2 separate regions of the Homo sapiens genome follow, and region 1 is linked to region 2. A link is an interaction called in ENCODE POLR2A ChIA-PET data of the cell type or tissue named here. Cell type or tissue: endothelial cell of umbilical vein. All regions are shown on one strand.

Region 1 (4,000 bases), 290 kb before region 2:
TTTCTTTCTTGTCTTTGAAACAGAGTCTCGCTTCGTCACCCAGGCTGGAGTGCAGTGGCGCCAACATGGCTCACTGCAGCCTCAACCTCCCCAGCTCAAGCAGTCCTCCCACATCAGCCTCCTGAGTAGCTGGGACTACAGGAATGCACCAACATGCCCGGCTAGTAAAATGCATTTCTTACAGAGGGTCCAAAGAATCTGAAGCCATTGTTTTAAGGCATTCATGCTTTCTGGGCTGAATTTGAAGTAGCATATACTCTCTTTGTAAGATCTTAAATCACTCAGTTTACCACTGAGCTTACATTTCCAGAGAAACCACTTCACCTGACTGGTAGGGAATCCATAGGGCCTATTTTGGGTAGGCTGGAAGTAAAAACTTACTAGATAAAAGAGCTGAAATAAGAAATTTAAATAACTATTTGTACCAACTGTACCATCTGCTTGCCACTGCTCCAAACTTTTACCCACTTGCTTTTGGTAAAGAGGTCACCTGCGTATTTAAAATATCCTTTTGTAATGTATTGGGAAGGTGCGAGAACATATGAAAATGGTTGTCAATGGAGATGGAAGGGGCTTTATTCTCACTTAAGAGAGCCCTGGGAGGAATAAGGTTTTATCTGGATCAGGTATCCAATTGCATTGGATAAACGTGGCCTGAGGCAGGATAAAATTTAAAAACACAATAATAAGCCTCCTGGTGACATCTCTGTTCCTTTTATAGTCCCTCAGCTGGCTTGTTTGCAGGGTGCAGGATGGGTGACCACCTGACGTGCTTATGTGGTCAGTAAGTTATCTGAATAGGGTCTCTCTAGACCCCCTAGAATTTGTGGAGCTGGGTTGTATCATAGGAAATGCAAGCTGTGCTGGTGTTCACAGCTAGAGAGGAGAATGGTTGGATGTGCACCTGGCTCTGCAGGAAGCCCATCTCAGGTTATTGCTGAGGATAAGAAGCTGGCACTGGAATGGTTGGAAAGGCTGTAAGAGCTCCACATGCCACCTGGCCCTTTTTGGGTATGTGGTGCCCAGACCTGAGCTGCTATTTAGTCTGACAAAGATAGAGGGATTTTTTTTCTTCCCCCTGTGGGCAACCTGCCCTGTATTGTACAGAGGAAGGCACAAAGAGATCAGTGATTTATAGACCCTCTGTAGGGAAAAAAGAAAAAAAAGCAAAACAAAAAAAGTCCAATAAACTTAAGCTATACTTTTCCATCAGCAGCTGGTTTTGCCTTTCTTGGAAATAGCGTTTCTTGTATTGAATCCAGCTTTAGAAATTCCTCCTGTAGTCTGAAGACCTGTCATCAGACAGGTCAATGGGTAAAGCTCATTGAAGCTGTTTTTATCTTTATTCTGTCCAAGATCTTGCCTGCTTATCCTCTCAGACAATATAATGGTTCCCCAGACTCAGGAGTTGGTAATGGCTTATGAAAATATATTGATGTCCTATTTGGAAACTGACCTTTTACTTTTATCCTTGTTATCCTTTTTCTTCTTCCAGTCTGTTATTTGAGATGGCTGGGACAAAGAAATGCAAGAGGGGGGACCACAGCTTGCTGGGATCTCTCCCACCTCCAATAGGCCACAGGCCATGTCTGTACACTTAGTCAAGGCCCTTTGAATATGTTTTCTGCCAGTTTGACTCCTTTTTCATGTGCAGACTTAAAAAGAAAAGTAAACTGACATCTCATTATGGGAGGACTTCACCTTAAGTATGGACATCAGAGGGAGGCTTTGACAGAAGTATGCCTCCTGACTTCTTTTCCCCAGGATCCCAGTCTTTACCATAAGATCTTTGAATTGTTGCGATGGTGGTAGTTAGAAAGTGAATAAAGAGGAGGCACATTACACACAATGGATGAACCCCTATAACTTTTCATTCAGTGGAAGAGGCTGGTGTAGGGGAGCGAAACAAGGCTTCCCCCTACCTGTCTAGGTTCCGTGTCTGGGCTAGAAATTAGACATAAGACAGATGAACAGGAGAAAAACATATTTATATATGCATGGGAGTCCCAAAAACTATGAGACTCCCACAAAATATGGAACTCCATGAAGAGTGAGATGGTTGAAGCTTATCTAGCATCCTGAGCTACAGAAAAAATAGGGACCCAAGATCTCTGGTCGGGGAGCCAGCAACAAGCCTCGGGGAGGGTAAGGGGAGGAAATGCATGGTGAACAAAGACCGTCCTGCTATGCAGATAGAAAATCTTCAGGTAAAAAAAATTATCTCAAAGCAGCCTTCTTGCTTGTACCAATAATTTACTACTATAGATTTTCTTTATAAAAAAATTTCTTTTATAGACGTAAATTTATTTTACAAAAGGACAGTTTTTCAGAGCTATTTCTATGTTAGCAGTTTCTCAGAATAACCAGCTCAAAATGAGCGAAAGAGGTATATTTTGGGATGGCATATTCTGGTCTCCTACAGTCGTATTTTGGGGTGGAATATCCTGAGCCCCAACAATGAACACTCATGAGGGAGAAGGGGATGGGTAAGTTATGCCTTGATTGTTAAGTTGCTGGAATATCTAGGCCTCTTGATTTCTTGTCCTCCTGCTGTTTGGTCATTAACCCAGCTGCCCAGGAATTCAGTGGTGAAAAGATAGGGGGGTAAAATTAAAACAAGTAAGCATTTCTATTAGAGAGTAGACAAATCTGATTTTATTTAAAAAAAAAAAAAAGAAAGAGTTTAGCTCAATTTTATTTTTCACATGGTGAAAAGAGGGTGTCCTCTTAGTCTTTTCTCTACTTTTCAGTGACTGCATTTTAATAATATGATTTCTCAGGATATCTGACTAGTGAAGCATTTCCTGACCCCAGTTACTGAGGCTAATTGAGAGTTAATTATATGTCTGCTCATTATTTTGCTTACTTCCTAGTCTGAAAACAACAGCAATTGCTCACACTCTAGAACTGGGCCAGGAAGTAGCATCACAGGGTATGATGTGAGATGTTAGAACAGCTCCCTCCTCACTATCTTTACCACCGCCTAATCAGACTACCTGGAATTATACCATTAGAGAGATATTACGTAGGCTAAACATGGCTTTGTTTTTCTCAGGAAGAGGCAATCTTATAAATTTTTTTTTAAGTTTTTCACTTTTTCTTTTTTAAGTTGGTGTGCATTGCAAGTTATAAATCTAGTATTTCTTCCTAACAAAATTTTATTAATTTATAATGCATTTTTGGTTGATGATATATTAAGCTATTATTAGTTAATCATATCAGAGTATAAAGTATTTCAGGATTTTGCTACTGAAAAGCTACCTGAGACAAAGCAATTGTAGAATTTAGAATGCTAGAAGAACGAGGGATGGAAATAGCATAATATAGAGTATGTGCAGGCTCAGGGATCTAGCTGTCAGGTAGGAACAATTTTTTCTCTACCCTCTTATATTCAGTATATGGGGACCTTCAAATTAAACTAACAAAAGACAGATCAACAAAAGAAAGGGCACATGATTTTATTAACATTTACATGCTTGGCTGTTCACAGAGCAGAAGTGAAACTCAAAGAAGTGATTAAACTTGAGTGGTTATAGACCCTTTCCTTTTAACAAAGGAAAAAAGGTTTGGACTTCAAAGTATGATAAATTGTGGGGAAGTGAGTAGGAAGTGTGTGGTAGGAACTAATGGAAGATAAAGGCTATTTTAGTAAGGCCTATTTATGCAAACTCTTCATCTTTGATAAGACTTTTAGGTAGATAAGTGGAAGACACTAGATCTCTTCCTGTATCTTTTGATTCTCAATTGCTTTCAGCTCAAAATAATCCTTATGTCAAAGTAGCATATTTTGAGTAGCATATTCTGATCTTCAGAGGCAAGTGAAGGGAGTGTTACACGCAGTTAGATGGCTTTAAAGACCCCAAGGCTAAATTATATAGTTCCATGACATTTACCTAATATTGAACCTATTCCTTAAAACGTGAATGTTGGGTGACCCCTGTCTTAATGAATAGACATATGACTTTATTCAACCAATTTGAGGACATAATTTGTATCCAGA
Region 2 (4,000 bases):
CAGGGGTTAAGAGCATCCAGTTTAGGCTTTATGGTATTTTAATGTCAAAGGCATTTGTTGATCTACTTGGCAAAAACTGTCAAAGAAGATTCTCTTCTCTTTAGACAATTCAACTCAGTATCTTACCCCGAAAGTCAGGAAGATACAAAAATAAAGGATTTTAGCAATGGGGACCTGTATTAACATGCTAGGGTTTAATAAAAAATATTATCATGTCACACTAATAAAAATATTATCATCTTACACTTTATGTTAGAGGATGAAGATGTGGAATGCAGTTTGCCAGACATTATTTTGGTGATGGTTTTTGGATTGAGTGAGAAAATGGTTCTTGCACATGCACTGCTCTTTGAAATAGGGTTCATGAGACAGAGGTGGTAGTGGAAGCCCTTGTCTCAGTGTGGATTGGGACTGAGCACTTTAGCATAACTTTAGCCATCCATTTGAGTGTCTCAAATTACCCTACCGATGGATCCAGGAGCCTGGTACTATTACTGAGGTCAGAATTGTGACATGATAATATTTTTATTAAGCCTTAAGTCTGTGCTAGCATTGGCTACCATCATGGCATATCATCGAAGTGGGTATATGCCTTGGTCGGTTTGGGATACTGTAACAAAATACTATCAACTAGGTGGCTTACAGAAAGTAGAACTTTATTTCTTACAGTTCTGGAGGTTGGGAAGCCCAAGATGAACGTGAAGGCATGGGCAGATTTGGTGTCTGGTGAGGACCCACTTCTGGTTTATAGATGACACCTTCTCACTGTGTCCTCACATGGTGGAAAGTACCAGGAGTCTCTCTTGGGCCATTTTTTTTTTTTTTTTGAGATAGTGTCTTGCTCTTGTCGCCCAGGCTGGAGTGCAATGGCATGATCTTGGCTCACTGCATCCTCCACCCCCAGGCTCAAGTGATTCCCCTGCCTCAGCCTCCTGAGTAGCTGGGATTACAGACACCCACCATCATGCCCAGCTAATTTTTGTATTTTTAGTAGAGATGGGGTTTCACCATGTTGGCCAGGCTGGTCTTGAACCCCTGACCTCAGGTGATCCACCTTGGACCTTTTTTATAAGGGCACTAATTTGGTCCATGAGGGTTCCATTCTCATGATCTAATCACTTCACAGAGGTTCTACCTCTTAATCTCATCGCTTGTGGATTAGAATTTAAACATAAAAATTTGGGGGGGGGGGGCGGATCACAAACACTCAGATCATAATAGCATATAAAATGAGTTGAAGTCCTAGGAAAAAGGCTTTGAGAGAAGGAGTTAGTTTGCATAGGGAAATCATTTACAATCAGTATTAACTGAGGGTACTCCTTATAGTGGCTGGAATAATATATCATTTGAATAAATTGGTGGTCTTCAATTTTGATTGCACCACCAAAGAATCAAAAGTTACTCAAGAATTAACAACTGAATATCGCATTAGACAATTTGAAGGAGGGAAACAAAATAAGCTCTGCTATAATTTTCAAAAAATGACGAAACTTTTTACACAAATTAAAAATAATTTCAAAAAGGATTTTCACCTTAGCATTAGTCTTTTTTGTTTAATAATAAAGGAAGGAGAAGAAACAAAAAGAAAAGATAGACTATTTTTGCCTAAATGTCATTCTTAGAAGCAGAGAAGTATTTACTTTTCTTTTGTTCCTTCAAATCCTAAGAGGGCAGTACAAGCTGGAGCTTCTCTTCCTTTTCATTTGCCAGGAAACAGCACACAAAGGCAAGGCTTCTCTTAGCAGGGCAGAGACATTTGTTTTCTTTTTTTCTATTCCCTGTTGAGCTGAGCCTTTAAACAGAAATCTATCCGCTGTGCTTCTATTGTGTTGTGAGCACCATGACTTATGTTTATTCTTTATAGATCACGTTTTCCATGTTTTACCATGTTAGCGAGTTAAAATGAGTACATATTTTGAGGTATTCACAAGTGGACAATTTATAATTCTTTGGTTATGACTAAAGGTTGAGTTGCTAAAATATCATAAAGGGATATTTGCCTAGAATTAATATATGTAAAATACTCTGTGTTAAGTAGCCAGCCATAGCACATAAACTAATGAAATCTCCAGGAACTGAGATTTTACAATAATTAAGATAATGCTTATAGGTAATATACATTATAATGAGAATTTTATTTTTCTATGGAAGATTGGTAAAAATAGCCAACATGACGTATAGGGCAAAAATGACTTCTTAGTATTTGTCGGTCTAAACAGGGTCACTTTCCTACCTCAAAGTCATCTATCAAATAAATCCTTCTTCCCCCATGGAGGGAAATCAACTAGTTTAGCTGAAGTCTCTCCAATGTGAAGCAGCCAGCCAAGAGAAAAGGAGAGGATCCAGAAGCTGAGAGATGCTTTACTTAGTCAAGTTGGCAGGAGAAGACACAATGAGAGAATGATGAGCTATGCATATTTAGAGAATTGGACAAGAGATAAATAAATAGTAGCAGCTGTGGTCTGGACGTGTCCCCTCCAAAATTCGGGTGTTGAAACATAATGGCCAATATAATGGCGTTAAGGGGCCTTTAAGAGGTGATTAGGCCAATGAGGGTTCCCTCTCTGGTGAATGGGATTAAGGCCCTTATAAAAGAGGCATAATTAATGCTTTGGCTCCCTCACCCTTCTGCCTTTTACCATGTGAGGACAACACATTCCTCCCCTTGAAGGATGCAGCACCAGGTGCCATCTTGGAAACAGAGAGTAGCACTCACCAGATGACCAAACCTGTCAACACCTTGATCTTGGACTTCCTAGCCTCCTGCACTGTGAAAATAAATGCCCGTTTTTCACAAATCAGCCAATCTCAAGTATTTTTGTTATGGCAGCATAAAACTAAGAGAGTAGCTCTTGTGATTAGAGTGGATGTGGCTTTCATTTCAATTAGAATGGATGTGGCTTTTCAATTGCAATAGGGTCTTACTACTTACGTAACAATACTATTGATATTTTACATGTATTCTGCATACTTTCATTTGAGACCTACTCATGTATTATTCTATATGATCCTCAGAAAAACTTGGTGAGGAAGTAATAGAAGGCTCTATTAATAATAATAACTTTGTTATTATTCTCATTTTACAGGTAAAGAAACCAAGGCTTAGAGACCTGCTCACAGTCGTTTCGTGAGGGAATGCAACATCTGGGTCTAGGGTCCAAATCTATCTCTGCTGTGAAGAGGAACTCATACAGGAGATCTACATGATTACCAATTCTTGGCCTTGCAGTGGAGGTAAGTCTTTTTATCAGCCTTTCAAAGCTGCCTATAGATACCTAGGCATCTATAGGATTTTATAGAGATCATTAGGATTTTATAGAGCTCTTCATATTTTATGGGGCTAATTTTAGCCAATCTTGAGATTGTGGTCATGTTTCTGTAACTATTGATTAACTCAGCAAATATCATAGAGGAAATTATAAGATATTTAATATATGATTGTTGAATAAATGAAAAGATCTGTGATGAGCATAGCAAGATCAATGTATTTCTAGGTCATAGCTAATGATAAAATATATAAAGCAATTATTTGCTTTTCACATTTTATGATTTTATAGTGACAAAACCTATTTTTTATCTCAAAAGCCTCAAAGGCCAGAAGCTTTTTTTTTTTTTTTTTTTTTTTAATAATTTAACCTCAAGTAGGGTTGTGGACATGTGGCCAAGATTGTTGCTGCAGGGAAACTTAAGCATAGAGAAAAGGAAATAAAGAAGCAAGGACAGTGACAGTTCAGTCTGGTGAGAGTGTCAGCATCCAGCAGCAGCTATGGCAGTGGCAAGAGTAGTAGGGTGTCCGGTGGCCACGACTAGCAGGGCTAAAAGCAGCTTTGTTCTAGCCAGACTTTTCCTTTGTGTCATTTCAGTTGTGGTTTTGGCCTTCTAAGGGCTTTGTTCCTCCCCATTTTCCAAGGCTCTTTTTCTAGTTATTCTGGCTATTCTGTGAGCCACTTGATATCTTTCTGTTTTAGTTAGGATTCTCCAGAGAAACAACCAATAGGAC

What was found. Peaks named below come from ENCODE experiments on the same cell type or tissue, not always from the same donor. Only the 100,000 strongest peaks of a DNase experiment are listed, where the experiment ranks them.
Region 1: POLR2A ChIA-PET joins it to region 2 with 5 read pairs; 2 of 35 experiments call an interaction of 5 or more read pairs at or near these places.

What each region holds. Positions count from the first base shown.
Region 1 is chr12:75,916,829-75,920,828 of GRCh38, reverse strand. No RefSeq gene overlaps it. Among named protein-coding and RNA genes, the nearest start is that of PHLDA1-AS1, 110 kb to the left of the region's middle. In endothelial cell of umbilical vein, no CTCF peak of the experiment used is centred here; no DNase peak of the experiment used is centred here.
Region 2 is chr12:75,630,401-75,634,400 of GRCh38, reverse strand. It overlaps LOC105369844 (a long non-coding RNA gene), which reads left to right. Exons shown (of 16, transcript XR_007063375.1): 9 at 3,087-3,234. Among named protein-coding and RNA genes, the nearest start is that of KRR1, 120 kb to the right of the region's middle. RefSeq lists an enhancer at 1,476-2,059. In endothelial cell of umbilical vein, no CTCF peak of the experiment used is centred here; a DNase peak (open chromatin) is centred at 1,740.